6 separate regions of the Mus musculus genome follow, and all the other regions are linked to region 6. A link is a loop called in an ENCODE intact Hi-C map of the cell type or tissue named here. Cell type or tissue: left cerebral cortex. All regions are shown on one strand. Region 1 holds the start of Gm26679 (a long non-coding RNA gene). Region 2 holds the start of Rap2a (RAS related protein 2a). Region 3 overlaps Gm4681 (a long non-coding RNA gene). Region 4 overlaps Mbnl2 (muscleblind like splicing factor 2). Region 5 overlaps Gm41250 (a long non-coding RNA gene). Region 6 holds the start of Mbnl2 (muscleblind like splicing factor 2).

Region 1 (5,000 bases), 120 kb before region 6:
AGCAGTCCCGGGTGTGTTAGGAGCCTGTTTGGCACCAGTGCAAGAAAGGGCAATTTAACCAGAACCCCACTGCACGCCAGACACTTGGTCTTTTTTCTTGCTAGCCTTGTCTCTCTTACTGATCCTCTATGGTCTAGGTCTGAATGGACAGACACCAGTGATAAGACTTTATGAGAGGCCGAGATTTCTTTTTCAGAGTCGAGGCACCATCACAGTACAGGTCAAGGTGAGAACAATTGTCCAGGCCAGCATCACAGGTGGGGATCGAGGAGGTGGGGAGAGCCAGGGGCAACAATCAGAAGTGCTGGCTCACTGGTCATAAAATGAGGCAGACAGAAGCGTGGGCTTGGAGTTCCGGTGAGTGTTTTCCAGAACCACTGAAACTTATCTGGCGAACGGCAGCTTGTCCCGTTACCAGTTCTTTCCATTGCCATCCATCTTGGTTTATGTGAACAAAGACTACACATGAAGATCAAATACCCTTTGTGTTAAAACTAGCAAAGGGCACCTCCGACAAGCTTACTCTTAGGTCTGGAAAATTCTCGTGAGAGAGATGCTCATATTTTAAGAGGAATTATGAAAGAATAAGGCTCAAATGGAGATAAATGCCTCTTCTTTTCAAGAGTCGGAGCTTTAAATTCCTTCGTAATGCCTGACTATTTAAAGTCAGGGGGAAGATCCCTGGACAATAATAAGAACCTACACCATGGAAGCGCTCTGTCTTCGGCTCAGGAAGTCTGGGGAATGGAATGTTAGCATTTTCAGCTGCACCCAGCTCTCCATTTGTCCTCTAAATAAGGAAATAGAATAATAGACTTTCTGCACTGTTCTGGGTAATCTTGCCTGTAAGGTTCATCAAACTATACCAAGGCTGGTTTCAAAGGAGCCCCTCACATTAACTGGAAAGATATGACAGATTCGGTAATCTTCCCATCACTGTCACAGAGGCGCTGGCATTGTTCTGAAACTACATTGCTTTCGGTCGCCTCCAAAGATGCTTCGAAATCCTGCGACTGCTCAGCACTCCAAATTTGGGCACAGTGTAACAATCCAAGAAACTATGGTAACTGACTCTCGCAGCATCTACTGCAGTAATCTTCCTGCATTCTGATGAGCTTACGTGAGACCGTGGAGGAGGGCCCCTGGCAGAGCTCAGCTGTGCCTTCACACTGTGGGGCTTTAGGTAAATGGACACTTCTGCTCCTATCTCCACCACCCTGAGTCGCCTACCACTGACACAGATTTGCACACTGCCCCTTCAGGACTGGATTTGGTATTAGCTGTGTGTATTGGAACTCCGACTTCGAGGACGACGTATAAACATAGCATGACAAGGTGGGGGTGAGCTTGATAGTCACGGTGACTACCGTGTTTTTAATCTTCACAGGTATTTGGGTGAGAGGAACAAACGTTTCCAGATTCATCTCCAGAGCTCATCGTGTCTAAAGCTGGGCCACTGTGGCCCAGGGTAATCTGCTTCTGTCACTTTGACCATAGAGATGTAGCCACCAAGACAATGGCAGTGATCCACCCCCGCCTTTAATCAGAGCCTCTGTTGAAACATTGTTTCCTCTCTCATCAGATGTAAGAATATATCCCTACAGATGGCTGTGTCATGGGGAGATGTTGGTCTCATAGAGTAGAAATGACAAGCCAAGGGGGGGTGGAAGGGAGAAAGGGGAGACAGACCTGGTAGCCGTCCCCAACATTCCCAAGCCCTGTCTTTCTCTCTTCCTTGAAGGTGTTACATGATGCAGAAAAAGTCAACTTGGCCAGTTAAGCTACTGTCTCAATAGCAGAGTCCTGGTTAGGCCAGGGAGTGCCCTAAGTCCCTGGTGTGGCTTATACAATGAATGTCGTGTGGGAACATGACCTTGCTGGCCAAGAATCAACACAAAGAGCAGTAAATTGGGGCTGGTCTGAAAAACTAACCACAGAGAAGACTCTCACCGAATAAGATATTCATTAAGTAGATGGAAACCGAGTCCTCTACACTCACAGACTTAAAGGGCTCATTTTCTCTAAAGATAATTCATTTTCATATAGGTTGAATTATTTATGTGTTTTTATCTTTGCATGCCTCCACTTTGTCCCCAAATATACTGAGGTTTAGGGTTTCCACTTCCGCTAAACCCTTCATTGGAGTTATTTTCCTCTCATGTGGATGCATTTGGCCCCACGTGAACAGGAATGGAGACTGTCTGAACCACTTACAGTGCCCGTGGAGACCAGAAGAGGGCGCTGCGTGCTCTAATACCAGAGTTAGAGATGGTTGTGAACTATGTGGGTGCTTGGGATAGAACCTGGGTCCTCTGGAAGAGCAGCCAGTGCTTATAAGCACTGAGCCATCTCTCCAGCACCTAGACTACACTCTCAGGTGCCTTTCATCTCTGAAGTCCTATCTATTCTTGCCCAGGGAGGGTACGCTTCTGTGTCCTTCCTTCTCTCTGGAGCCCACCATGCTTCCCACGCTGTGGCTGACAAGCACAGTTGCTCACACTCTACATGCCAAGCTCCTGAAGGGCAAAGCAACCAGCCTCCTTCATTCACCCCACCCAGCAGGTGCCGAGGGCTGGCAGGCTCTAAGTGGTTTCTATGAATGGGTGCGAGTGATGTGCCCACTGTACATGTAAAGATTTCTAAAGTAAATTCATTAAAAAAATCTCTGCAACCTAGTGCCCTGGTTTTCAGCTGTGGGTGTGCACTGGAGTTGAGTCGCCCCAAAGATTCAGAGGGCCTGGGCCTGGTTCCTTCCCAAACCATAGCACTGTACCAGCTGCTATAGGGTTAGGCATCAACGGTAGATCCTTCCCAAACCCTTCAGTTGATTCCTGAATACAACCGAGCCCGAGGAGTGGTCTGGGCATGTGATTCTCAAATGTTAGCGTGCATACAGAACACCTGGGGGGCGTTTAAATGTTATGTGTATGTGTGTGTCTGTGTCTGAAGATGTACATTTACTAGGAGCCAGACCAGCTCCCCTGGAGCTGGAGTTACAGATGTTGTGAGCCACCTGATGTGGATGCTGGAAAGCCAACTCCAGTCCTCCCAAAGACTGTCCACACTTGACCACTGAGCTGTCTTTCCAGGCCCTAAATCTTCTGATTCCGAGACTCTAGGTGAGACAAGATTCTGGAGTCTTTATAGGCTCCCAGACGGTCAAAATGACAATGCTTCCTGTGGCCGAGGAGGCTGTGAGATTCAGGAGAGATAGCAGCATTGGTTCCTGAGGGACAGTGAGGAGAGTTAAAGGGCTAGCCTGGGTTAGAGGTCTTCTAGGTCGTTCGTTTTAGCACCAGCTAGCTCAGTTCCATTTCATCCTTTCCTGAGTGGCTGCTGTGCTTGTACTCGCCCTGACCTGTTGGCAGGCAGCCCAGCCAAGGGGAAATGGGGGGAGGAGAAGCTAGTGATCGACGGGGTCACTGGTTGCTGGGCATTTCTGAGGGCTACCCCTTTCCCCCCTAACTGACTGTAGCATAGGGCTGTACCACTTGCTTTGTCTCCTGGTTCACTGCAAGGCCCTAGACCCATGATCCTAGTAAGGATGGGGGAGGTTTGGAGACCAGATTGCAGAGGGGACAGAGCTCACAGCTTGGGTTCCCTGAACCTTGGGGATTTAGTTATTGTGAAGGGAAGGAAGGGCAAAACAGAACAAAACAAGAAGGGGTGGGGGATGACGACAGAGCTTAGGCAGCGGAGCAGCGGGAATGGCAGCCTTGTCTCCCAGCTGCCCGGAGGCACAGCTCCTTCCCACCCGCAAGCACCACCCGCGGCCTGGGAGGCGCAGCAGTGCGGGCGCGGCGGGCGCACTTACCATGACTGTGGCCGCGGCCGCGGCTGCCTGGGCGGCCACCGCGGCCTGGTTGGCTTGGTGCTGCGCAGCTTTGATTTTGGCCTGCAAGTGTGCAGGAGGGTGAAAATATTTGCATTTCTCCCTCATGCAACGCCCCTTTATGTAATCCATACAAACGGTTACGGTGTTGTCGTTTGTGTCGATCATGGTGCTGTCTGCCGGGTGTGCAAAGCGGCAGTCTGTCTCTCCCCGGGCACAGTTTCCTCGCTGGAACTCCCTGCATACCTGAGATAACGGGAAAGAGCAGAGTGCTGCAGAAGAAAGCCTGGTGGCCACCGCGCCAACGGAGGGGTAGGTCGGGGAGAGGACCAGGTGCAGGTAGAGGAGGAGGAGGAGGAGGAGGAGGAGGAGGAGGAGGAGGAGGAGGAGGAGGAGGAGGAGGAGGAGGAGGAGGAGGAGGAGGAGTTGGAGGAGATGATTTCCCTTCATGGTGTCTTTAGGTTCAGAGGGTAAAACTGTAATGATCTAGAACCCAAGTTACCCAAATTGCTAAAGAGTTAATTTGGGTTTTGTTTTGCCCACTTTTCTAGGGTGGATATCAAAATTGAGAAATTAATCTGAAATCTGTTCTTTACCTAAAACGGCAAAGGAAAAATAATTGAACAAAGACACCACTGTTCTTGCAAAGTTAGCGTATTTGTTTCCATTACCTACTTACGTCTTTGAACGCCTGTGTGGAAACAGTTATACAACCTGTGCATATATCTACCTATTATACAGCATGCACATCTGTATGTGTGTGTGTGTGTGTCTGTGTGTCTGTGTGTCTGTGTGTCTGTCTCTCTATCTGCCTGTCAATCAATCAATCAATCAATCATCTATTTGCTATCATCCCACCCTCCTTTTTACTATGCTTACGTGACCAGAGTTATATAATTCACATATACTTTCTTTTTATTTATTTTTCCTTCTCTTCCCTCCCTTCCTTCCCCTTTTCTTCCCTTCAAGTTCTCTCTAGTCACTCTATCTATGTCTTACAATGCTTCTGTGCTGGTTACATCTCTCTCTCATTCTCTATCTCTCTGTCTCTCTCTCTCTGTCTTTCTCTCTCTCTCTCTCTCTCTCTCTCTCGCAGTTGGTACCCCCTACTACGATAGTATCTTTGGGGTGCTATCTGTTCCTGGTACAAAAGGATGGTTAGCCTGTA
Region 2 (5,000 bases), 200 kb before region 6:
GAGAAAGAGAACTGAATCTGCACGCTCTCCGCGTAAATGTCACAAGTGTGCTTCTATATGCCAAGCCAACTGAATGTTGTGTGGTCTTCAAATTATTTGCCAATGTGTCTTTAAAGTTTTGCACTAATCCATTTCTGCCAACCTCCTGGCAACATTTAATCTTTTCCGCAACGAGAAAGGTCCCCCCTAACTTAGTATTGACACTGTCACAAGATATGTATGTACAAATTTCGGCTGTCAAACCTCTTACGGGTGCATTTAAGCGCGCGCTCACTCTTCACAGGCGTGCCTACACTAAGACAGCTCCCCTTTCCCTAGCGCCCACCTACTCATCCCTTCTTTCCTTGCAAGTTTGAAACTTTGTTCTTTCTAGGGTCCCGAAGAAGCGCTACCAACGTCCTAGAGACAAAGGGCTGGGCTGAGGGTTAACAGGATGCCCAATTTCACTTGTGAAACAAAGCCCACAAATCTGAGCCCCTGGAGGAGGTGGTGTAGCCCGGGCAAGCCAAGGACCGGGATCGCCGCAGCCACCGAGCCCCGTGTGCCCCGCTCTGCTCACCGCTTCACGCGGATGATCTGGTCCCGCATGGGCTTGATGTCTTGGAAGCTCTGCTGGTTGACCAAGCTGTAGACCAGGATGAAGCCCTGGCCGTTCTTGATGTACAGGTCCCGCATGGACGCGAACTGCTCGGTGCCCGCGGTGTCCAGGATCTCCAGCACCGAAGGCGAGGAGTCCACCTCGATCTCCTTGCGGTAGAAGTCCTCGATGGTGGGGTCGTATTTCTCAATGAAGGTGCCGGTCACGAACTGCACGGTCAGGGCGGATTTGCCTACCCCGCCCGAGCCCAGCACCACCACTTTGTACTCGCGCATCGTCCCTGCGCGGCCGCCGCCGCCGCCGCCGCCCGCGACATAGACCTGCGCCCGCGCGCCGCGCCCCGACCCCGCGGCCCCGCCGCCCTTACGGACTCGTCGGCTCACGGCCGCGGCAGCGCCCCGGGCGCCGGCAGCGGGGCTGCAGCTGAACGAGTCGTGCGCGGCCCTGTGAGCGGGCCAAGCGGGAGGACGATGCAGCCCCGAGGGCGAGAGCAGCAACAGAGCTCGACCTCGAGCCGGAGCCGCCCGAACCGCGGGCCCGCAATGCCGCCCGCCCCGCCCCTCGCGCCTCCACGCCCAGCTCCCGCCGCCGCTGCTGCCGCCGCCGCCGCCGCTTCCCCAGCGCTGGAGCGCGCGCCCGAGCCCAGCCGCAGCGCTGCCCGGGGCGGAGCCAGCCGGGTGGGAGGGGTCTATAAGAAAGCCCGCCCCTCGCGCCGTCGCCTAGCGACCGTCCGCGCGCTCCAGAGAAGACCGGCTTCCGCGACACCCGGCAACACCCAGCCTGACCGGCCTCCGTACTGCGTCTGCGCGCTCTCCTCCGCCCGAAGGCAGGCAACGTCAGACGCCCACGCTCGGGGGTTTGCGGGAGGTGACGGTGGAGGGACCGTGGGCTTAGGAAGCCGTGCGCACCGTGCTTGGGGACCTCAGGACGGGCCGGCCTATGGCTGACATACATGACTCAGCCTGTCAGCCTTCGGAGAGCTTTGGCTTGATCCCGTTATACGTAACGACGTGAGCCTTAAGGGCCGCCGCCATGAGTTACACAAGCAAATCGAAGCTCGGCTAGTCCGTGGCGCCCAGGCTACACGCAAACCCGGTCCGCGCCCGATGACGTCACCGGCCCGCCCTCTAGCCCCGCCCTTGTCGAGTTTGACGTAAGCCGAGCTCCTCCCCCCGGGCTGGTAGACAGCCTTGGGCGCCTGGAAAACCTGGAGCTCGGATCCGCCCCCCACTGTCGGGAGACCCCAGAACATCTCAGCAACAGCCTGCGGGGGTGTCTGCGCGGAAGCTCGGATTCACTGTAGCCAATCAGATTGTGAGTCCGGACTCTAGACTACCACTCTTGACCAATGAAAAGGCGTCTCATCTTGCTAACCAATTGGTGTAAGACCCAGTGATAGACTGAGCCAACTCCCCTCCGGGGCCTGGAGGGGCTGAGAGTTTGCGCTTGCGCACGGCCTGGTACCCAATCGTAGGCCAACTGAGGAGTGACAGAGGGCTGGGCGGAGCCAATCAAACCTGCACTGTGGAGACAGTGCAGGGCTGCTGGGGAACTGGGAGGGGCAGGGTTCGAGCGCCCGACCCCCTGGTGTTCTGGCACCGGAGCGGGTTGCGTTGGCAGACAAGAGGGATGAGTTCTGTTCTAACGTCGCCTCCGTGGCATTCTGCCTGGAGATGGGCATGGAAGTGGTGGCAGAGGATGCGGGCTGGATCGTGGGCTGAATCGAGAAAACTGGGACTTTTGTCTTCAGGGTGAGAAATTTTCCGGTCCCTCAGGAGACATCCATCTGGCAGCAGTTGCTGTGGTCCTCCGATCATGCCTCCTCAAATGTGTATTTTCTACCCCGTTGTAAACCAGCGTATCTTTGGCCCCCGAATCTTCGTCATACGCTCCCAGCCACAATCGCAAATACATGAAAATTTACACCCTCTGCAATAACTGTTCGTTGCATTTATCTTCATTAAACCATGTCCTTGAAATGACAACTCTAACCATAACTACCTCACACTTTTCAGAAGGCTGTATTTTTTCAGTTCTGTCAGAGCTTGGTGTACCTCTCCACCATTCTGATTTCTTACAGAGGTCATTGTAGAGTGGATTTCGGTCTGGGTTCTTCTAACAGAGGGACATTCTTTTGCCATCTTTTCTGTCACTTGTCAAAGTACAAAAATGTATTCTGATATAGGAGTCCCCCAAATGCCTATTGTTTCTGAACATTTAAGAATTTATATGCTTGAATTACCTAGCTACAACATAACTGCAAGTTTTTATTGAAAACAGTTTAGAGCAAGTGCCTTGTCAAGTTAAAAAATGTCAACTACCATCTCTCCTTGCATCATATCCATGGATGCTTGGTTCCAGGACACCCCCGAACCAAAATCCTGCAAATGCTCAAATCCCGTGTATGAAGTGGCATATTTGGACTTAGCTTACATGCTCTCTTGCACATTTCAGTTCTTTCTAGATTCCTTGTAATGCCTAATATTTTGCAAACGTTAGGCTAATGGTTATACAGTCCTTGGGGGAGTGACTCATAACAAATCTACATGCTAAGTACAGTACACCATCCCCCAATAATTTTGAATCGCTGCTGTTTGGATGCATGGATACGGAAGGCTGCCAATATAGCTCAGGTCAGTCGTGACTTCTCAGTTATATACTATGGAAGTTTGAGAACTTGAAACTTAGAGAACAGGCAGTGAAGAAACTGTAGGGGGAAGCATCAGGAATGTTTCACGGGAGTCAAAACTGAAGAGGCTCTGCTCTCAGTCTAAGCTACTCATATAAGGTAGTGAACTAAAGTTGAGGGAGCTTCCCTGTGTGCTTCATGTCTGAATGACTCTGTAAGACAGAGTGGTTTTCTGTAAGACAGGCTTGGTTGTGACTACTTCTGCTCCGTAGCAGCTATAGTTTTCCCAAGGAAAAGCAGAATGCTTCTGGTACAATTCAAACTGTATGAGTGATAACATTTTCAGGTGTCACGGGGATTAAATACAGCCTAGAAACATGTGTTTTTTGTGAATATGACAACCTGCATTGGTTGCTTTTCTCACTGCTGTGGCCAAATACTTGACAAAAGAAACTTGAAGGAAAAAGCTTGCTTTCACCCATGCCTCACAGTATAGAGTCTGCAGTGGTTGGAATGGCTTGGCACTAGGTGGCTAGCTGCCTGTGGCCAGAGTGGGAGGCTGTTCACTCACATCTCTGACACTCTGGAAGAAGGGAGTTCTGAATGGCAGTTCTCCTCTTCCCCCTTTTTTCAGTCCAGTACCCTAGCTGGTGGGGTGGGTGGAAATGCATTCAAGGTTCTTCTTCCCTGCCCTCAGCCACTCCTCTGAAAACTCCTTACAGACATGCCCCAGAGTGCCCCACTGCCCTGGGTGCATTTTCATCCTGTTCAGTTGGCAACTGAAGTAACTATTGGGTAGTTTGTGCCCTACCTACTACATGGTCTATCTATGCACTGTCTAGTACATAGTCTACCTATTCACTGTCTACTATAGTCTATCTATCTATGCACTGTCTAGTGCATAGTCTATCTATCTAGTACTGTGTGGGCTGAAAATCTAGATAGGCAGTGGTCTGTGGTGTGGGCTTGTCTTAGGATTTTGGATCCAGGAGCTAAGCAAATCTTTTTGTGATTCCTAGTTCCCCCAGAGTTGGGAGTCTGTCAACTAAAGTAAACATAATAGACATTGTCACAAAGTTGTGGGTGGGTTGCTAGTCACATGTCCTAGCATTTCTCAGGCTTTTCTCCCTGACATTTCATAAGCCTTTCTACATTTTCATGAGGTATAAAGATGGCAGCCTATGGTGTGGTATCTGTAGTCTGTCTGTTTCCCATTCTGACAGGCCTGTTTTTCATCTTATGAAAGTAGTTGTTTTGTTTTGTTTCTTTGTTTGTTTGTTGCTTTCTTGTTACTAATATATAAAACAAAAATTATGATCAGGAATATATTTTCTTACCTGTTATGGCTTGGATGAGGATACAGTCCTGGTTTGTGGTGGCATGTAGACTATTGCTTGAAAGGTGAGTTGCTATAATTAGAAGGGCGTCAGGGTAGAATGTGGTGGTGTATAGCTCTAAACCCAATTACCAGGATTTCTAAGCACAAAAGTGTTCAAAATTCAAACATGCCTAGGCTGCATGAGTTCAAGGCCAAACTGGGAAACTTAGTGAGGCCTGTTTATCAAGGCTGAGGTTCTATTCCCAGTATAAGAATAAAATAAAATTGAAGATTTGGGGGAAATATTGGTGTCTATATCCTGATCTTAATTATGTTCGTGTCTATGTCTATATAAGTACTGTTCCAACTCTGATTCCAAAAGCTTAAGTCTTCAATCATGTGTTTGGGGGAAAGACAAAAGAAAAATGTGATAAGAAATTCAGTCTTGCCTCAGA
Region 3 (5,000 bases), 140 kb after region 6:
GGCATCTCATAAAGAAACAAAATGTCACCTGGAAATTGGAGGGGAAAAGGAAGAAATGAACCAGTGTTGACTGCCAGGAAGGTGACAAAGTTGACCACCTGTTCCTCAGGTAGAAACTCAGAAAAGGGGGGGGAGGAAGGTATATATGTATAAAACCAGGATAAAGTTCAATTGCTCTCTATAGAATTCATTCATTCATTCACTCATTCATTTGGAACAAACAACAGATGACAAACAGAGCAGCCAGGATGGAGTCCAGTCAGTGTCTCACATGCTGGAGGTGCCTGGTTTTGAAATTTGGAGGAATTCCTGAGTAGTGGGAAAACCAGATATGGGAAGCGGAGGACCGATGCCAGGCCCTGACATGGATAGAAGTTGAGTCGGAAAACACATTTCCCAAGATAGATAGATGAGTATGTCAATTCAACCAAGACCATGTGAAGCCAAGATGGCTAATGGCTGTCTTCCCCACTCCTCACTGGCTGTTGCTGCGGCTTTCCCTGGCTGTTCCGCTATCCGAGTCGTCTACCCCAAAGGACAGAGTGATCCATGGCACAAAGGCTGCTCAAACTTGCTGAACTTTCCTTGCTGTTCAGTAGCAGGCCAATGTCACGTTGTGAAAACATACTGTCAGGCAGACTTGACACAATGGGTTACTGTCTATCATGCACTTTCCATAATTAATACCACTTAAGAAATGGCACTCAGGGCAGACTCCAAGGTTAGACTGTTCTCAAGGATCTGAGATCTCACCTACTTGAGACTCTGCAGGGGAGACAGAGGGAGATGAAAATGGAGGCGACAAGGCCAGCTGGCTGAGTTTGCAGCTCCTCGGTGATCCTGTGACTTCAACCCACCACGCTACAGAGAGCCTGCTGGGTCCACCGGACATCCCGTGCTGATCTCTCTGATGTCCTGCGTAGGGAGGATTCCTAGCCAGCACAGGGCCTCAGGCTGCCTGGAGCTGGCGCCTGCCTCCCAGGGGAGGCCACTCCTGCCTTCCTGGTTAATAACATGGTGTTGAAAAGACAAGTGCCGCTTCGAGGTCCAGTGGTCACATTCATGTTGTGATCTTCTTTGGGGCTGTCTCATTGTTTCCACTCACGGCTAATTGTGCCCATGTGACGAGAAGCCGTAGACAGGCTGCGGTTCCGGCGCTAGGCTTGACTGGGCTCCCTCGGCCTGACTGTGCTGGTTCCGCTTGACTCAAAGGGCTTGCCTCGAAGGGTCTGAAACTCACAACTCTAGCATTGCTGCGAAAGAACCAATATTTTTAAGGGTCTGGTAGGGGAACGTCTGCCCTTCGTTGTCTGGGTGCTAGTGTGAATTTTGCCCTCTCCTCCTTTTGTCTATCGCATCTGTCCTCGCACTGTGCTCTAACACCACGGAGTCTCTCCGGACCTTCGGACCACTGTGATGATCCCTCTGATAGTAGCTTCTTCTGACTGTGATGACGCTTACCACGGGGCAAACCACATCACCCTGCACCTTTGCCACTGTTTGTATCCGTGAATGAGTTGTACAAGATACCCACACAAACACCCACACTCACACTCACCCCTCCACACACACACACATACGGCCATGCGGCGAGGGAGGGGATCACAACCCAGTGGGTTTTAAAAACCACATCCCTATCTTACAAGTAATAAGAATCAGAGGGAAGAAGTTTTTAGGTGAGACATCCCAGTTTGAACTTGCTGGTAACTAGTATGAAGCCAGTAGGTTTGAGATAAACCCCACCCCCCCAACCCACAATTCCCTTTTCTTCTGGGGAACTGGAGAATCTCCTCTTTTTTCAGGGGTCATATATACTGAAGCTATTCCTGCCCTTCCGAACAAGGTCAAACAAATACACTCAAGATTTTTCAGATATTGGCCCTCCAATTTTTAAAAAAAGATCCATTTATTCATTATATGTAAGTACACTGTACCTGTCTTCAGACACACCAGAAGAGGGCATCAGATCTCATTACAGATGGTTGTGAGCTACCATGTGGTTGCTGGGATTTGAACTTAGGACCTCTGGAAGGGCAGTTAGTGCTTTTAACTGCTTAGCCATCTTTCCAGCCCAGGCCTTCCAAAATTTGAAGGCAAACTAGGAGCCCCCCCCCCCCAGGCTGTTCCCCAGACTTCCAAGCACACAGAAACCGTCTGGGGAGCTGAGGAACGTCAGGCTGTGATCCAGCAGTTCTGGGGTGAAGATCATAGACCCCCCACCCGTGCCTGGGTCAACTGCTCAAAGGAAAAACTGAATTATATGTTGTCTTTCAGTTCAAGAAATCTTCCAATATCATTTTAGTTCCTATCCTCAAGCATTTATAAAAGCGCTGGACCTACATCGGGCTTTTATTACATCATGTCCAATACGTCTGGACAGAAGACTGTTAAAAACAGAAGGAAAACAAAACAAAACAAAACAACCTCCCAAAACCAACCCATACATCCTTTCCTTATTCGCTCCAGCCCCAGTCTCAGCCCTGTTTTGAAATAGTTACATCTTTCAGTTACTTATAGCACGGTTATCATCTGGAAATTGGAGCAAAGATGATGAAGGGATGCTATAACGAAATACAAGGTGTCTGGTGCGCATTGATATGACTAGGAACGTAATTAATGCCTCTTTAAAACTGAACAAAAGCAGAGCAAGAAAGTAAAAAAACAAAAAAAACCCCAAAAACCAAAGCGATTACGCATCAGCTGCCGAAACACTGTGTCCTAGCTTAAACGAGGCTGGAAAAATGCTTCCACAAATGAGAATGGGATGCTTGAGGACTCCAGCCTTTCCCGGAGGGGTTGTAATGGCTCCAGTCTCCCAGACGGGCTGCGCAGCGGCGCCGACGAGCTCTGCTGCCCCCTGCTGGACGGAATGCCGGACTCGCGCCAGCCTGTCTGCGAGGCCAGCGCTGGCTCCCTCGGGGCCCAGCGCTCATCCTGCAGGTTATGCAACACCAGGCTGCTACCAGCTCGCTTCAGGAAAGGAAACCATTGACTTCCTGGAGCTCCAACTGAGCCAGTGTTAAGAGGAAGGCGGAGACTAGAAAAGGACACGTACACGTCCAGTCTTGGAGGCGCTGGGAAAGTCTGTGTACAACCCTAAAAAGTAGGAGGAGCCTTCCTGTTTTCCGGTTAAGAGATGCAAGGCTTGGAGTGTGTGTATGGAGGGGGAGTGGACTAACTGAGAGGAAGTGGTGTGGAGATGGGCAGCTGGCTATGGTCTTCCAGTGGCGCCACACCTCCTCAAGCCCAGCTATCGACGTGGTGGGTGGCAATGCCTGGTTTCCAGAGTGCAGCCCCAGCTTCCAGCTCCTTCAAGATCATAGATCTTTTAGCTGTATTCTGCTTTGACCTTCAAGGTTTTAAACTCTGACTTGTTGAAACGTACCCCATGTGTTGGTCTTTCCTAACTAGACACAGTGAAGGCTCTAGAGATTGACATTTTAAGATGGAGCAGGGTTATCCCCTCCTCTTAGGGCCCAGAAACAATAGTCCAGATCACCAGAGAAATTTTTCTTCAATTTGGACCAACCCTTTAGAGTTGTACTTTTTGGATGCCTCCTGGTGTGAAGTGAGGGAGACAGTTCACTCTTGTCCAATCTGGATGTGGATTAATGGTATTTTCCAGCCCATAAAAGTATTTAAAAATTTTTATTTCACACTGGGTTATGAAGCATCGCTGTCATTCTGACAGTTCAACTGGAACTTTCACAATTAAACCTGATAAGAACTGAAAGTCACCGTAGAGATTCCAAGGCACCGTCCTCTTATTTTATAGATGATGTTCTGGGCTTTTCAACCAAATAAGAATAGATCTCTGGAGACAGCAAGATGACCACCACGTGTCTGTTCTCAGTCTTTGGATGGTACCTTTCACATCCTGGCAGGAAAAAAGCTGAGTCAGCGCCGCAGAGTCGGAGCCTGATTATCACATTCAGTAGCTACTGCCAAGCATACATTAGCACCTCTTCCAGAACTCTCCTCGGTCTGCACAGAGTACCCAGAGACTCTGCTCATGAGAACACAATACCGCACAGGAGCCAAGGAAGCCCAAAGTTGTCCACCCTGACCTGGTGATGAATGTCATCAGACCTCCTTTGTCAGTCATAGCCAACGTGTAGACCGAGACCATATCTTGCAGAGTTTCTGGATGCACAGCCCTTGCCAGTCATAAATGAATGAAAGTATGGTAAGCTATGATGGAGCTCTGCCAGTCTGCAGTGCTGTTAGGACAAGAACTCACAGGATTTCAGGGAAGAACTGTGGGGAGGGGACACTGAAGCCTTAGATGCTGTCATCTCAGCAGGGAGAAACCTCTTCCTCCTACACCCTTCAAAGAAAACAAAAAGAAACAAAATAATAAAACTAATAACAAAATAACAAAAGCATTACCCTCACTTTTCTGGTCTCCCCTGCCACTTTTCTTAGGATACAGTTTCAATAGAAGATATTCTAAACAAGTTCACGTGTTTGAATGCTTCTTGGCTTGAAGTTCGGTGCTCTTTGGGTGATTATGAAACTGTGGTTGGTTGAAGAAAAGGGGTCGTGGGGAGTCAGGTCCTTTGGGTCATAGCTCAGTCCTACTTCTGACCCCAGTCTCTCTGTGTGCCATCTGTTAAGATGTAAGCAAGCATCCCCTATACTCCTGCTGTTCTGGTTCACCTACACGATGACCCACACTCTCACACCAGGAGCTAAAATTATTTTCTCCTTCAATGTGCTTCTTGCCAGGCATTTGATTGCAGCAATTTCAAAAACTAATCAATCTACCTTACTAGTAAGAACTTCAGTGGTCTCTGTTTTATTTTATACCAGGTAGGGCAATGGAGAAAAGAAACTCAGGATTGCTCAAAACACAGCCACCCATACCTGATGCTCAACACGCAGCCAGGCACACCGGATGCCAGAAAGGTGCAGCCCAGCTGCTTGTAAGTGAAGGGTCGGGTGGGGATGTCAGACAGTCCCGGGATGAACTAAGGCTCTGTTCTAGGCATGTATTTATA
Region 4 (5,000 bases), 94 kb before region 6:
TCCTCCTCCTCATTTTATAAGTTAGAACTGGAAACCTGCCAGTCTGGAGAAATCAGTAAAACCAAAAATAACGCCCGAGTTCTCTGGAGATTCAGGGAAACAAATTTCCGGGCAACAATTGCCTCCTTTGAAAATTTTCCCACTTCTATTTTTTTTTTTTCAACTAAAATGTACGTGTCTTCTGAGTCATGTGGGGTGTTTGTTAGTGTAGACCACGATACCTATCAACCTAACAAGAAACCTGTCTAGTAGCGACCTGTCTGTCTAGTGGCGACGCATGGCTTTTTTTTCTGGCGCAGTGCTCATAAATGTGTGCAGTGCCGGGGGGGGGGGGGGGTGGTGGTGAAGAAGGGTGCATGAAATATTCACAGCATGGCTCCAGGGATCTTGCTGTGGGGGAGGGGAGCCCTCTTTTGCTCCTTCATTTGCAGAGACCACAGCGCTGAAGCCGACCTCATGCAGTGAAGGTCACCAATGGACTTCTTCCTTCCCCCTTCCCACGAGAACATGCTAACCCTATCATGTGCCATACACTATGCCATGAAATGGTAAGTAAGATTCAGAGTGTTGAAACGCCAGGCACAATGGCACACGCTTGTAATTCTGGTGCAGGGGACATGGGGACAGGTAAGTGGAACTTCGGGGGGCCTATGGCTAGCCAGCCTAGACTACTTGGAGATTTTCTGACCCATAAGGCATGCCGTATCGAAATACAACATAGATGGCAACTGATATTCTTCCTTGGACTCCACATGTGCACATACACATGAACACAAACACATGAACACAAACTCTCTCTCTCTCTCTCTCTCTCTCTCTCTCTCGCACGCGCGCGCGCGCACACACACACACACACACACACACACACACACACACACCAGCTTCGCAATGGTGAATGGGTGAATGTCACGGAGGGTTAAATACCATTCAAACACACTGCCAGGAACTTGCCAGCCTTAGCAGAAAGGGCTGGTCATGACGTTACAGCCCTAATCAGATTACGCAGTTAAGGGCACAGGGTCCTGGTAGGAAGTCAGAAGTGGCTATTTGAAGAATAAATGTTTAGCTAATGCTGGCCACCATTTTATCACCAATTGTTACCAACTCTAAAGGCTGGTCATTCTCCAAGGACGGGCTGTCTATTCAGAGGTACGCCACAACCACACAACCCCTGCTACGTGGTTATCAGGCAGGTTAATCACCTGCCTCAGAGTGAGGGGAGGGGTACTTCTGGAACTCATAGACAGACAGACAGACAGACAGCCTTAAAGGCTGACATTTAGCAAGTATGCACTGGTGTGTCTGTGCCATTTATTAAAACACAGGGAATACAGTTTTAGACAGAAAATAGGCACATTCCCAAGCCAGATGCTGTTAAGTATCTCTGCCACTCCTCTGTCCACACACACCAATGCCACCTCCAAATTTTGGTACTGACCAGTGCAGGACCTCAGCCATCAGACAGTTAAACTCAACCTATCAGGGAGCCTTCAATACGGAGGTTCCTTGCGTTCTGATTGGCTGATGTTCAATAGATAGGTACTTAAGGTAACTCGACTGAATACCACATATTTGTGATAAAGTCACAATGCATGATTGTTCCTTGTACTGTAGGTGTGAATGCTTTCAGGAAGGGGAAGGGACAGTGCTAAGGGAAAGGGTGGGCTAAGGGGGAAGAAAGACATGAGGAGAGGGGAGAAATACTAGAAAATAAGAAAGCACAGAGACATTTCAACAGTGCCATCATGCTGAATCACAGAAGAAAAGAAACACTCTTCTCAGGTTGCTTTGGACCACTCAGTGGTCTGGCAATGACCTACAGATGCAGCTGAAGTAGAGGGAGCCTGCGCTTTGTTCAGAAAAACCAGGCTGGGTAGGTGCAGGGCAGGCATGGCTTGCACCATAGCACAGGCTGGGGCACTGTCTGGAGAAGAAGTGTGGCAGTTACAGGGGACGTGGGGTCGGGGCTTAGTGGTGTGTGCATCCCTTTACCCATCCCACAGATGGTTTCTGAACATCTGTTTAATACCAGAAGCTGGGGTGGAACTGCACACAGGACGGGACGCTGTGGCCTTGTCCTTGACGGAAATAGCAGGGAGTTATGTAATACTGCACCTATCATGTTGCAGGCAGTTTCTAAGCACTTTTCAAAGATCATTCCTACTTAATCTTTACTACAAGCTCTTAAAGAGGTACTGTTAATAGCCCTGTTTTATGGGATGGAACAGAGGCACGGGGAGGTGAGGGTAACAACGTCCCAAGGCCATGCAGCTCAGAAGCAGCAGACCTGTGCTTCCATCCAGGCAGACTGGCCTCAGATCCCTTCTGTCACCCCCTCTGCAGAATCAGCCCTCTGCAGAGCCATTTTTAAGAGACTCACAATGAAACAATCACATCACACCTAGCAGAATAGTCTTCACACACTGTTACATTGTTACACTATTATTACAGCTTCACAACACCCGCGTGACTGCTACCCCAACTTAAGGGTAAGGAAGGAAGGGTTTCAGAGAGACTTCAGGGACTTTCCAAGGTCAAGTCAAAGTCAAAGATCAAACAGTGTGTTTTGATCTGCCATTACTAAACCACGAACCTTGTACATTGCCTCTTGGGGCTGGTGGAAGAGGTTCCCGAGTAACAGATTTTTGGCTCCACATTTGAAAGCTAGTTTAAGGAGAACAGATGACGTGATATTATTATGAACTTTTGGGTAGGCATAACACTGGCTCAGCAATGTTCTACATTGAATTGTATTTCCATGAAAAAGATAAACTGAGGTCCTAATACCTACTACCTCTGGAAGTGACAGTGACCTTAACTGGAGCTCACTGAAGACTAAACGGACACCAGGTGCTTAGCTGAGCTGATCCAGCATGACTGCCGACTGTCTGAGCTCCTTTACGTTTCATTTACATTTTTTTCCTAACCAGTAAGAATTGTGCCTGCACATACTGGGCAAGTCTAGTGTTTCACCATCAAGCTACATCCTCCCAGACCTCACCTGACTTCGTAAAACAAAGAAAAAGCAAGCGTGAGAAAAGATCTCACCAAGTTGTCTGTCTGCCTCGGCGGGCACTGAATTTGTGATCCTCCTGCCTCAGCTTTCAGAGTAGCTGGGAGTACAGGCCCATGCCATCCCATCCAGCTACTTGTCAAACGGGAGATCTGTACAGAGGGAATGGGGTGAGGAATAGGAAGGGGATGGTGACTCTAAGGCAGGGAACATCTGCGGTCCCCAGACAGGTGAGAGGCAGAAAAGTGATTCTTCCTGGAGGTGTGAGAGGGACCATGACTTTGCTGATGTTGACTTTGGACTGCCGGAGTGGATTTCCATTGCTTTACGCCATCCTGTCTCCAGTTCTTGTTATAGCAGCTGCAGAAGCTAACAACCTCTAAGAAACACACTTTCTTTCTGGGAATGGAGAGTCCCATCCCTACGGTGTCTGGCTCTGCAGATAGACTCCTTTCTTTAATTAACTTGGGTAATGAGATCATCTTGCTTGTTTAGAAATAAATGACCACTGTTTGTAAATCTTTATCAAGCCCAGTGATTTTTCTACCAATGAAACTAGTCGGTCTAAAAGCTACCCAACTTTTCATATGGAAAATCTAATAGGAGAGGTTTATTTTAGGAGCAGACAGTGTTTCACTGAGGAGCTCATTAGCAATTCAGGAAGGCCTACTGAGTCTCCGAAGATCTGCTCTCCAAGAGAAATGTTGGGATAATTCTTAAATTCTGATGACAGACAGTGACTCGATAAAAAATGGTCCTTGGTATTAAAGTTGTATAGGAGGAGGGAGCCCGCCAGTAAAACGGAAGGGAAAGCGAACAGATAAATTCAGGGGGGCAACATTCTGCGGTTACCGTGCACACACGAGCCAGGCACTTGTACAATCTCAACCTGGAGGTGAGGCCACCTTCAAGGGTAGCTTGAAACAGGGAGATGGCGGAAGGAAAGAGAAATGGGAAGACACTCGCCTGCTTAGGCACCGCCTACTGCTGCGGTCATCTAACACAATGATTTCTCCTTATCCTGATCAAGGTCCAAGTTCCTAGGACAGCATGACCCAGAAGTGACCCTGACTTTCTGTCCTGGATGTGCAGCCTTGGTGCCCCAGTGTTGAAAAAAACAAAGCAAAACAAAACAAACCCACAGGGTTACTTTGCTGGCCTTGCTCTTCTGCCTCCCACCAGCCATGTCTACATACTGGAGAGCGGAAACTTACGTGTGAATATTCCACGTGGCTTCTTCTGTCTTTGCTACCAAGTGTGGGGAGCTTGATTACCACAGAACACCCTGGTTACACACCATGTTTTCTTTCTCAAAGCCCATCTAGACTCCTCTTGCTGTGGCCCATCTGGACACAGCATCTGTGGCCGTTTCTCAGACTTCTTGCTCTTGACTGTTTCTCTGAGATGGATGGACCCAGACAACTGTGTTCACCACCATCAAACTTGATGGAATCCAAACAAACACGGAGCAAAACATCACTCCCTCTCCCTCTTCAGACTTTTGGGTGAACTGGAATAAATCTTCCTAACATTGGGACCCATCCATTGTTAAGAGTTGGGTATTTGAGAACAGTCCAGAAATTGCCTGTCAAACTGATCTATTTGCAAACTGAACTGATTCGTTGTTAAAGAGAATAATACTTTTGAAAAAGAGCATTATACATACATACATACATACATACATACATATATACATACACAGACACATATGTATATGGTAGTGATTCTTGATAACATTTGTTGACTGAATTACAACAAATACACACCGTTTTGTTACTAATCATTAAATGGTTCTTTTCAGCTGCATCCTTGAAATTATGCTAAATGTTTTGCTTAGTAGTATGAAGACACCTCCACTTGACAGATGGCAGAACAAGGTCCTGCACAGGCTATGTCACATACCCTTACAAATACAAGTAGAAAGAGGCAAAGCCAAGATGTGAGCACAGCACAGTGACCCCAGAGCCCTGTTCTTGGCTCCTGTCCT
Region 5 (5,000 bases), 100 kb after region 6:
TGTAAACTGAAGAATCAGGTAAATGTGGTCATTTCCTGATTTAGCCAGTGGAGGTGGAAATCATTCCGTATTGTAGAAGTAGAACCACTCGCTAGCTGATGCTTGGCTGGTACTTTACGCTCACCCACAGTTACAGTGCTGGGTGGGGAGAAACAGTTATGAAAATAGAGTTAGGGACAACTGCCAAGAGAACACGCATTCTATAAGCCAGCTCAAATTGTCTCCATACATTTCCAATTTAGAAATCTCACCAATCCACATATGGAAAACATTCTTCTATGTATTGGAGGCTGGGGTAGTGTAAATAAGAGAAGAGGGCGTGTGCACCACACCTTGAACACTGCGCATGCTTCCCGTATTGTGCTGGCTTCCCCAGCTACCAACAGAAGCGTGGAGTGTGGTAGTTAATTCCCAGATGCTGCTCTTGTTTCTGCTCCTATTTGGATAAGCACCTCACACTCACTTCCTAAAGCAGTCTGACTCCCATCCCTTTTCTGAGTGTTTCTTGATCTTGGTTGGAGGAGATACAGTCTTGTAGCAGTGGGTGCGAACCCCAGCCTGCCCAGGACTCAACTGATTGGCACTCTCTTTTCCTCAACCATACATAGTTCCCTGCTAATAACCTCTCACACCCTCTTCCCCACCAAGCTATCACTGGCCCCCTCACAAGTATGTCAGGTTTAAACTATTCCCATTGGATAGAGGATAAACAAAATGAAAGCATTAAAGGAGTTACTTAATATAAATTATAGCTAGAATAATCCTAGCAAATAGATGTGTTGTAAAATTATTTTTTAAAAAGTCTGTTAGTGGTAATGGCAAATCTTAGTTAGCAGGCAGGCAGCAAGGCCCTTGACAGAGCCTGTCATGTGACTTGCAGTGGAGATACAACGCTGACTTGTAGACCATTACATTCTAACACCGCATTGCAAGGGTCGCTGACAGCATGAATCTAGGCTGGGTGGATGGGTAAAAGGAAGGAACCCTTGGTCCTGACGTAACTGCCACTTCTTTGGCAACCAGAAAGGCCAAAGACAAAATTTGCTACTACTTCCTCACTTCCTTAGAACAGCTGTAAGTCCTCTCAAAGAAAACCAGGAAGATTTCTACAATGAAGAAACAAAACTGTGGTTGGCAAAGCTTCATGCCAGTCCTGTCCCTTGGACCATGACACACACCTTTGGTTTCCCCTCAGGTCAGCCGGTGACATTCCTCTGAGGTATGCTCCTTCCAGTTGTTGACTTGAGATGAGGACAGGAAGTAGGCAGTGTTCAGGGTTGTAAGGAATGACCAGGAAAACAGAAAGCAGAGAGGAAATTCAGACGTGTGAGCCATGCTAAGCTGACTCTGCTGTTTAAATATTGCAAGGGAACTTGGGGATGAAGCTGTTTCGATGGGAGAACTGAGTCTAGCTTTGTCAAATCTAGGTTTCCAAGAACATATAGCAGGTGAAAACATTTATACTAAGCTCCACACCCAGCAGGCATCAGGATGAATACATCACCTCACTAAGAGAAACCCCGCTCCATTATTTGTAGAAATGGCACAATATGGATTTGTTAGTGAAAACTAAATAACATCATTACCCCGTGTTTACTACACTTTCCTATTAAAGCAACCACTTTATACTGTTTTATATACCATTAGCAGTAATTACATGTGGCTATAATATGCACACATTTTCGTTAAACAAGAAAGCTAGTATCCCTTGGGGCTTTGTTTTGTTATTCTTCCTATTGTGTGTGTGTGTGTGTGTGTGTGTGTGTGTGTGTGTGTGTGTGTTTCCAGTCAACGTTGTAGATAGAATTGCTAGCCTTTCCCTTTCTCTTTAACAAGAACAAACTCCTGCCTTAGGAAACATGAGCGATGGCCTGTTTTCAGAGACTTGATATTCTGAGGATGTAAAGCTCAAGGGAAAAGGTGAGCAGGCTCAGGCCTGCCTGGCCTCAGTCAGCTCATTCTGCCTCCATCTGTCTCCAGGACACACAGCTCTGCAGGCTGTAGTAACAGAGGACTTCAGCTTTCCACGGGAGCGACTCAGATCACCAAGGATGTGTGTGAGTCCTTGTGTCATCTTGGGAGTCTTTCCCTGGCTCCCCCCTCCCCTTGGAGCTTGGAGCACGTGGAGCCATGTAAGAGGGTTCTATAGAGTAAGAGATGGTTATGGTAGGGTCTGTGTAAGCAGTGCTGATGCTGCCCAGCAAACCACAGCCGTGGTGTATCTCAAGACAGGAGGTAAAAATATGGATGTTCCTTTTAAATGAAGGATGCTGGGAATAGCCAGCGATGGCAAGAATTCTAACATTCTCTCCTCCAAGTTAGCACAGCTTCCTGAAAAGGAACCGGCACAGTTGGTTTGGGGGCCATTTCTCTACTGGCATGAGAATAGTTTGGGATAGATTTGCATTTCAGAGGTTTCTGCCTTGTTACATTACTGAACATGCATCATGGGCTCATCGTATTAAATGCCATCCTCTAAGCATGCTCAGGGGACTGCAGCTGGGGCTCGCGTCGAAATGTCAGAGGTAGGACAGGAATAAAGGACAGTTTTGAGACAAGCTCTGGATCCAGTGATTCCCCCCGCCCCCACACCTTTGGTTCTTCTCATGCAACTCTCTCTTTGCAGAGAGCCTATAGCTTTTCTATTTCCATTTGCTAAGAACAAAATGTGGTGGTGTTGTTGTTGCAAGAGGAAATACCCAAGTTTCTATTTTTTGAAGATGGTAAAGTTTAGCCTCTCACCATTTATACAGTAAATAATATATGTGTGTTTGTAATGAAAGACAGTGTAGTAGACCTTTGGGATATTATTTTTGTCAGCATGGGGCAGGGGGAGAATAGATTTCTCAGAAGCCAAACCAGCAAGAAAAATCTTAGGAGAGAGAAACATTCTGTCATGTTTCTGAACCTTCCTGATTACACTTACGGACAGACCATCTGTCCCCAATGAGGAGCTGGGTGGATGAGACTGAAAGAATGTAACTCTTTGTAACATTTCTGAAAAATTGAATTTGTTTCCAGTAGTCCAACTTCAGAGCGAATCTGCTACCCAGATGTAAATTTAGAAGCATCAGAGTTCTTGGCTCCCTGAAGGTAAAAAAAAAAAATTCAATTTAGAAGAAGCATCATAGATGCTAGAGAAGAATGGTTTAAAATCTAAATTACCCCAAACAAACCAGGATGGCGCACAAGGGAAGTAAATGCAGAAATCAGCAACAGGCAACAAGCAACAGGGGAAGGTGAACGTGAGCTGCTGCCTCTGGGGAGGGAGTCTGGAGATGACACACGAAAACAAGACACCAACAAGAAGCAAACGGGTTCACCCAGCCCCACTCTTTAGCGTCACTTAGGGCACAAACAGATTCACCTGTCGTGACGCATCAAAGGGGCATGGAGTGTGCACGAGTGTGCTGTATGTATACCTGTGCGTGATTCATCTGTATGTATGTCACCAGTCTGCTACAAAGAGACAGATGGTTTTGCAGGGAGGGTTGTCAAACAGAGAAGTGAGTAATAAATCACGATAAAACCCTTCAGTGTAACGAAAGCAGACCAAGGGCTGAGGGAGTCCTACAAGAGTCCATCTGAAGAGCTGGAGAAAGGTTGAAAGGTGCCGGCAGGAGATCCCATGTGGCTGGGGGAGAGGAAAGAGAGCGAGTCTAGCCTCAGCCTAAGAGAGGCAAAGCCAGCATCCTGGCTTGCTTATAATTCTAGCCCTGAGGAGGCAGAGGTGAGGGAGAAACCATGAGTTCCAAGCATGGTCCACCTGATGGGCTCCAGGGGCGCCAGGCCTACATAGTGAGATGATATCTCACAAACAATAAAACCAATCTCTCTCCACAAAGCCCCCAAAGGTAGGAGGGACAGAGGGGGGCAGAAGATATGTGGAAGGGCTGGGAGGACATGGCGCTGTCTCAGCCTGTTGTTATTATTTGTTCACAGGGGATAAATGACAGCCACCAAATGGGCTGGACAAGTAACCACTCCGGCTCGTGGAGGGTTCAAGACTCCATGCAGGTAGATGCTTTCTGTTCATTTACACTGGCCTCTGAATGCTCTTGAACATAGCGCTTTGGTAATCAAAAGGACTGACCAAAATGAGTCTGACATATTCACAATAGGCCTAATAGCCATTGTACACGTGGCAATTATCCCTAAATAGGGCTTATAAATCACTACATTGCGTTTACACTGCCGAACTAAACTTGTAATTTTCCATTTCATTAGGCTTATCATTGTCACGATAGGATAGTATAACAAACGCCATACACCCATCGCCTGGAATTGTAAATTGTTCACGCTTTGACACATGTACTTTATTATTTTCTATGTAGTATTTAAAGCAGGCTTCAGAAATCATGACAAAAATTTTCCCAAAGGCATTAGCAATATCTGTAAAACAAGCATTTTCCTAGGTTCTCATTACGCCCTCTCGGCACACAAGCCGACGGCAACATCCCCACATGACAGTCCTGGCATGTTCTGATTTCTACCATTGTGCTCCGAATGCCTTATCAGGTATTAAAGGAACCTTCTAATCAATGTTCTCTTTTATTTAATTCTTTATTATTTGGGGTGTGTGTGTGTGTGTGTGCGCGCGCGCTCTGGGGATTGACTCTAGGGCTTTACACATGCTAAGTTCATGCTTGACTGAGATGCATATCCACACCCTGTCTTTGGATCTTAGGTTGTCCCTCTAATCCAGGTAGAAGACTCTAATGAGTCCCATGGAAGAGCCGTGCCGCCTTCTGTGTTTATCTGCTTGTTTGCTCACAGAGACGTTGAACTTGCCCAAACAGAATAAACTAAATTAAATTAAATTAATATGCTAACTAGGATAGTAAACTAGATTACTGAAACAATTGAATCTGTGATTTGACGACTGGGTGGGTGCCAGTCACTGAATGTCTATCTCTCCGAAAAGTTCACGTGTTGAAATGTAGGATGAGGTTGGAGGGAAGTCTTTGAGAGAAGTGACTAGGTCATGAGAGCTGAAGTGA
Region 6 (5,000 bases):
AATCAACCTTGAACTTGGTAGCATAACCTGGGCCTTAGGTAAAGTTTCCAGGGGGGCTGGGAATGGGCCCCCTGGGATAGGACCCCCTGGGACGGGACCCCCTGGGATAGGCCACACAGGAAGGCTTACTGAGCCACGACACAGAGCGAGTTAGACCAGAAAGAAAGTGAAATCCGGCTCCCTGAGGCAGGCCATGGCTTTTCTCTAGCCAAGCCAGAAGCCTGCAGAAAACCTGGGCAGACAGGCAGGTAGGCAAAGTTGCCCTATTTGGCCTGTGAGGGGGGATGGATGGGCTGTGGGTTTAAATGGGAAGACATAACTCAAGTCCTGCCAACTGGGAGTTCGAATGTTCCTGGCCTGGACATAGAGAACTATTCCTTTCCACAAGCTGAATAGAAGAACACACAGCAGAAATAGTTGGGGGATGACGTCAGGAGTTCTGGGCTAGTGTCCTGCACTTCTCCTTGAAAGTAAAAACCGTGGTACGTGGCATTGCCCTTATTTAAATGAGCACTGCTCTCCCTCAGAACGGAGCAAACGAGAGGAAGAAACTTCCTCTTACATAGATGATAAAATGTCTCATTTAATTTTTGTTCCTTGTTGCTGCCTAAATATAAAAATGCCCTAATAGACATTTTCCGACTTAATCTTTGTCTTTTAAAGAGACAGTAAGGCTTTTTTGAAGAACATTAGAACATTCACGGAGGTGGCAGTTAGGCAAGTTTTTTTTCCCCCCTTCGCTTCAGTGCTTGCTAACTATTCTAAAAATGTTACACATTTATTGTAAACACATGCTTCCAAGGCCTAACAAAAAAAACACGGTTTCCTCAGCCTGGCAGAAATTTAAAACGGAAAAGGGCAGAAAGAATTCTTTAACACAGAGAAAGCCTTCCCTTCTCCTGGGCCAAGTGTGTTAAAAATAAATCTGCTTCACCCTTTCCAGCCGCTGCTTCTCGGCAAGAAAGTTGATCTGGCTGGGCATAGTGAGAGCCCAGCTTTAAAAGCTAGCCTGCTCTCATTAAATTATTCTGCTGGCTGTGTGTTCTCATTAAAAATGCATACAGATCAGATAATTGCAGTAAGCATTATTAACCCAGCCTTACTTTTGAATATAATGGTTCCACTTTTAAGCTGGAAACAAAGACAGAGGCTGCCAGGAAAAGCAATGTAAACATTGAACCACAGTGTCTAAGACTAGCCAGGAAGCTTCCTCTTCTGCCCTGGTGCTGCTTAAAATGTGCTTTTGAAACTCAATTAAAGCCATTGCCCTGTAGCACCAGGGTGGCCCCCAATTTCCAAGAAACAGACATATTTTCGTCCCAAACGTTCAGCCGATGATTATTTAAGCAGATTTTTTTTTTAAATTCTTAATTTCAAGTATGTTTTCAAAGAACAGGAAACACGTAAACTTTATTCTGTAGCCCACTCTGGCAGTAAAAAACCTCCATTATCTTAAGATAATCCTGGCCTGGATCTTTCAGATAATTAAAGATAATAATAATAAACAAATCTGTCCTTTAAATAAATAAATAAAAACCTCGGTTTTTTTTTTTTTTTTTTAATGCCTCACCCTAAACGGGCGGCGTAGATTCCAGCTTTGCCGTTTCTTGTTCTCAAATCCAAACGTTACGTAAAACTCCAGGGTTTCCTGCGAGTATTCCGTTCGAATTAGTGGAATCGGTCTCCCTGGCTTCCCTAAGCACACACATGGAATGCAGCATACTGCAGCAAACTCTTTAAACATTAAAAAAAAATTGGGGAGGGGGGGTTGTTTCTCCTACCTTGTTTAGCTCTGCTCGTCTTCCCCATGTACAGTAACCCCAAGAACATCTGGCAGGACCGAGTGGCCGTGGCTTCTCCACCGCATCATGAGGAAGGGGGGTCCATGCAAATAGTTCTCCGTCCCTGTTTATTGTACTCTGCGAGCCGCCGGCCGTGGCTGGAAAATTTTACCTTCAGATGATGAAGCAAAGACAGTCTAAACTCTGTTGCTGTGAGCTGCAGCCCTTCCTTCCCACAGGCCCCGCCCAGGCTCAGCCCACCAATCCCCGGCCAGCTCGTCAGCCCTCCTCGTCTGAAACTGGTCCTCATAGGATGACTGACACAGCAACACAGCGCTGGCAGGCTCTGAAAACAGTGCGTCCATACTGATGGAAAAGGGATCTCCCTCTCCGAGGAAAGCAGTCATAGCTCCGAGACAAAGTGGCACATAATTGGCAGAGCACAGAGAGGGGTAGCTCAGACAAATACGCTTCGAGACACCCAGCCCGTAGCTGGGAGTTGCATCATAAACACTCCGGGAATCACGAAACTCCTAAGATGGCCAAGAAATCCAATTGGATCCCAAACTAAAGTCTTAGGGCGTTTGAGGAAGCATACTGACATAGATGTACACATTCGTTTGTGAGACAATTCAGTGTTTTTCATGCAAAGTGATACCTTACGAAACATTTGCAGGCAATTTCCATGACGGAGGGAGGCTATAGCCAAGTTGGATTGCACACTGAAGACCAGACCATGCTTGAAGCCCCAGCACACAGCTTTTCTAGAGAGCTGTCATTTCAGTGGCTACTTACTGGAACCCATATATTTTCCATCTAAGTTTCCAGAGCACTAGAGACTTCAATTAGGGGATGCCGAAGGACAGAACTGATATCTCTACATTAAGCTTTGAGGCTCTTGGCTGGCACCCACTGGGGGATTAACTGTGTCTTAACCTTCTTAGATGCCATTTGATAAATGCTCATACGTTGCCCATCCTGTCTTTAGTGCCGCAATGACTGCTGGAGGGCGTTTACTGCTGAATACACATGGCACTGACCTAAGGGACATCCTCCATTTTCAATCTACAAAGGTTGACCCACAGATGCCAGAGGTTCCCTAAGATAAAGCAAGAAAAAAAAGAACGGAAAGGGTTATTTTTTTCTTCTTCTCAGTCAACAGCATTTCTGCATGCTTTGAAAACAAAAACAAAAACATATGGCATTTAGAAAACACAATAAGCACACATTTTCCTTCCACAAAACACAACATTTTGCATCTTAAAAATTAAGTATGAAGGTCCCGTGACTAACTACAGGCAAGAACAAAGATCCTATTCATCTGAAAGATTGAGCCTCTCTCTCTCTCTCTCTCTCTCTCTCTCTCTCTCTCTCTCTCTCTCTCTCTCTCTCTCTCTGCAACTGTTTAACGAATGCATCTGGAATGGAGTAACAGGGCAGAATGTAATGGTTTTGGTATTTTTAGATTTTGGAATTGTGTTCTTAAAACACATCATTTCTTGTGACTTGTGGACTAATTTTCTTCAATAGAATATCTTATTTTACTCCTCTTCACTTTAATCTCTAATATTGATTTTCATTTCTAGTCAATATTATCTTTGATAGGCTTTGGTTAAGTCTGTTGTTTTGTTTTGTTTTTCCTGGAAAGTTAAATTAGCTACATTTAAACAAGTGGAAATCTTTTTAAACTGTTAATACACCTATGCACACATACCTGAGTGTTGATCTCAAACTTACCTTCTTCCCCAGCTCCTCCTGCTTTTGACACGAAATCCCCATTTTTTACAATCTTATTACTTAGACTTTAGTCTCTGTCAAGCCCATTTCTCACCCAGAGACATTAAGCCTCTTAGTGTTCTCCTCCCAGCTCGGCCAGAGCCCTGACCTATTCCCTGTATGGTACAAAAGCTAATTGATAGCCTCTGGTCCTCAAGGCACGTCGGTTCTGGTCTTCCCTGTTGCCAGACAGGTTTTTCTGAAGTCATGTAAAGTCATGTTCCTTTTACACTCAAACCTGTCCCTCCATAAAATCCAAATTACAGACTTTCAAGGTCCTGCTAAATGTGGCCCCTGCCTTTATAGTCCACTTTAAGTCTGCCATTTTCCTAAATGAAGCTCCCTGCTCTCTACCCCATGTTCGCTTCCCCTCCTTACACACTGTACAGACCTCAGATCACCTGCCATTTCTTCAGCTATGCCGGCCTCACCCACATCAGCCTCTCTCATGTTCAAAAGGCTTCTGTACTGGTCGTTGTCCCAGACTATTTTAAGCCTCTAACAATGCAGCCTTGTGTAGCTAGCTTGCCTGAGCTGATCTTGCCATTTTAGAAGGCTAGGTCTGTGTCCTACATTAATTAAGAGAATGTGCACAAAGCATCTCTACAAAGGCTGGTGTGACAGAGCTGCACTAGAGGATGTCTGTCATTGGCGTAATTTCTGTGTTGGACAAGAAGTCACACACAAACATGCTGGTTATTTGGTATCACAAGAAACGATGTCACACTTACTGATTTATAAGAGCCAAAAGCCTGACACTTTTCTTCACTTCCCTCTCCAACAGTAACCTGAAATCCATTGTCAAAGTCTGTTGAGTTTACCACCTGAATATTTAGAACATTTTACTTTGTTTCTTCCTGCCAATGTCCTTCTGTTCACTGACATCCTTAACTCTTGAAATAGTAGCTGCGCCCTGAGGGCATATTTCTTTTCTTTACACTGCTTTCATCTTGTTTCCTCTTTTCCTCCCAGCCCTCCGTTTCTTCTTCCTCCTGTTCTTCTCTCTCTCCCTCCCACACCCTTTCTTCGTGAACCTGTGATGTCCTTCACACATAGAGCCTTGCATATAGTGTGGGAATTCTCCACCACTGAGCTACATGTAGTCCAGTCTTTTATTGCCCTTTTTTTTTTAACAATTTGACAAATGATGTTACTATGTTTCCAGGGTGTGGGCATCTCACTCTGTGGCCCAATCAGGCCTTCAGTCTGTGCTCCTCCACCCTCAGTCTCCAAGGTAGCAAGGATTCCCAGCCTGTGCCCTCAGCCCTGGCTGGGAATATGTCCTTGACCCTCTTCAGGTCCTTCAGAATACTCCTACAGAGCAATAACATTTTTTTAAATCTTATTCTTCATATTTCTTGACTTAAAACTTTATTAGGGACTGAAGTGTTCACATTCCCCACCCAAACTTTAGATGCTGACGAGCTAACCTTGCAGAATGAT

Evidence for each region. A loop is a pair of places that touch in the nucleus more often than their neighbours do. Peaks named below come from ENCODE experiments on the same cell type or tissue, not always from the same donor. Only the 100,000 strongest peaks of a DNase experiment are listed, where the experiment ranks them.
Region 1: a loop joins it to region 6, with 3 times the contacts of the local background. A loop is called at or near these places in 31 of 42 quality-filtered maps.
Region 2: it touches region 6 in a loop (5-fold over the local background); 14 of 42 quality-filtered maps call a loop at or near these places.
Region 3: a loop joins it to region 6, with 5 times the contacts of the local background. A loop is called at or near these places in 15 of 42 quality-filtered maps.
Region 4: it touches region 6 in a loop (2.2-fold over the local background); 8 of 42 quality-filtered maps call a loop at or near these places.
Region 5: a loop joins it to region 6, with 2.2 times the contacts of the local background. A loop is called at or near these places in 2 of 42 quality-filtered maps.

Annotation. Positions count from the first base shown.
Region 1 is chr14:120,387,978-120,392,977 of GRCm38, reverse strand. Mbnl2 (muscleblind like splicing factor 2) reads right to left here. Exons shown (of 8, transcript NM_207515.2): 5 at 3,815-4,078. It overlaps Gm26679 (a long non-coding RNA gene), which reads left to right and starts at 4,078. Exons shown (of 3, transcript XR_003951152.1): 1 at 4,078-4,144. It overlaps LOC115486414 (a long non-coding RNA gene), which reads left to right and starts at 4,235. Exons shown (of 2, transcript XR_383782.4): 1 at 4,235-5,000. In left cerebral cortex, a CTCF peak has its summit at 2,223 (motif pointing right); DNase peaks (open chromatin) are centred at 1,067, 2,264, 3,777 and 3,987; H3K4me3 peaks cover 1,174 bases; H3K27ac peaks cover 4,226 bases.
Region 2 is chr14:120,474,600-120,479,599 of GRCm38, reverse strand. Rap2a (RAS related protein 2a) reads right to left here and starts at 1,139. Exons shown (of 2, transcript NM_029519.3): 1 at 560-1,139. The coding sequence starts at 873. In left cerebral cortex, no CTCF peak of the experiment used is centred here; DNase peaks (open chromatin) are centred at 322, 788, 1,396 and 1,959; H3K4me3 peaks cover 2,927 bases; H3K27ac peaks cover 3,820 bases.
Region 3 is chr14:120,135,909-120,140,908 of GRCm38, reverse strand. It overlaps Gm4681 (a long non-coding RNA gene), which reads left to right. Exons shown (of 7, transcript XR_001781467.2): 2 at 4,813-4,925. Among named protein-coding and RNA genes, the nearest start is that of Gm4681, 3.7 kb to the left of the region's middle. In left cerebral cortex, CTCF peaks have their summits at 1,952 (motif pointing right) and 2,854 (motif pointing left); DNase peaks (open chromatin) are centred at 2,885 and 3,932; H3K4me3 peaks cover 775 bases; H3K27ac peaks cover 1,740 bases.
Region 4 is chr14:120,366,228-120,371,227 of GRCm38, reverse strand. All of the region lies in intron 2 of Mbnl2 (muscleblind like splicing factor 2), which reads right to left. Gm26679 (a long non-coding RNA gene) reads left to right here. Exons shown (of 3, transcript XR_003951152.1): 2 at 1-5,000. Among named protein-coding and RNA genes, the nearest start is that of Gm26679, 20 kb to the left of the region's middle. In left cerebral cortex, no CTCF peak of the experiment used is centred here; a DNase peak (open chromatin) is centred at 2,060; H3K27ac peaks cover 1,927 bases.
Region 5 is chr14:120,168,260-120,173,259 of GRCm38, reverse strand. Gm41250 (a long non-coding RNA gene) reads right to left here. Exons shown (of 4, transcript XR_874975.2): 3 at 2,927-3,087; 4 at 1,180-1,241. Among named protein-coding and RNA genes, the nearest start is that of Gm41250, 17 kb to the right of the region's middle. In left cerebral cortex, no CTCF peak of the experiment used is centred here; DNase peaks (open chromatin) are centred at 159, 2,321 and 2,940; H3K27ac peaks cover 1,402 bases.
Region 6 is chr14:120,272,687-120,277,686 of GRCm38, reverse strand. Mbnl2 (muscleblind like splicing factor 2) reads right to left here and starts at 2,018. Exons shown (of 8, transcript NM_207515.2): 1 at 1,782-2,018. The region is part of intron 2 of Gm52122 (a long non-coding RNA gene); the gene reads left to right. In left cerebral cortex, no CTCF peak of the experiment used is centred here; DNase peaks (open chromatin) are centred at 410, 1,003, 1,167 and 2,069; H3K4me3 peaks cover 2,757 bases; H3K27ac peaks cover 2,882 bases.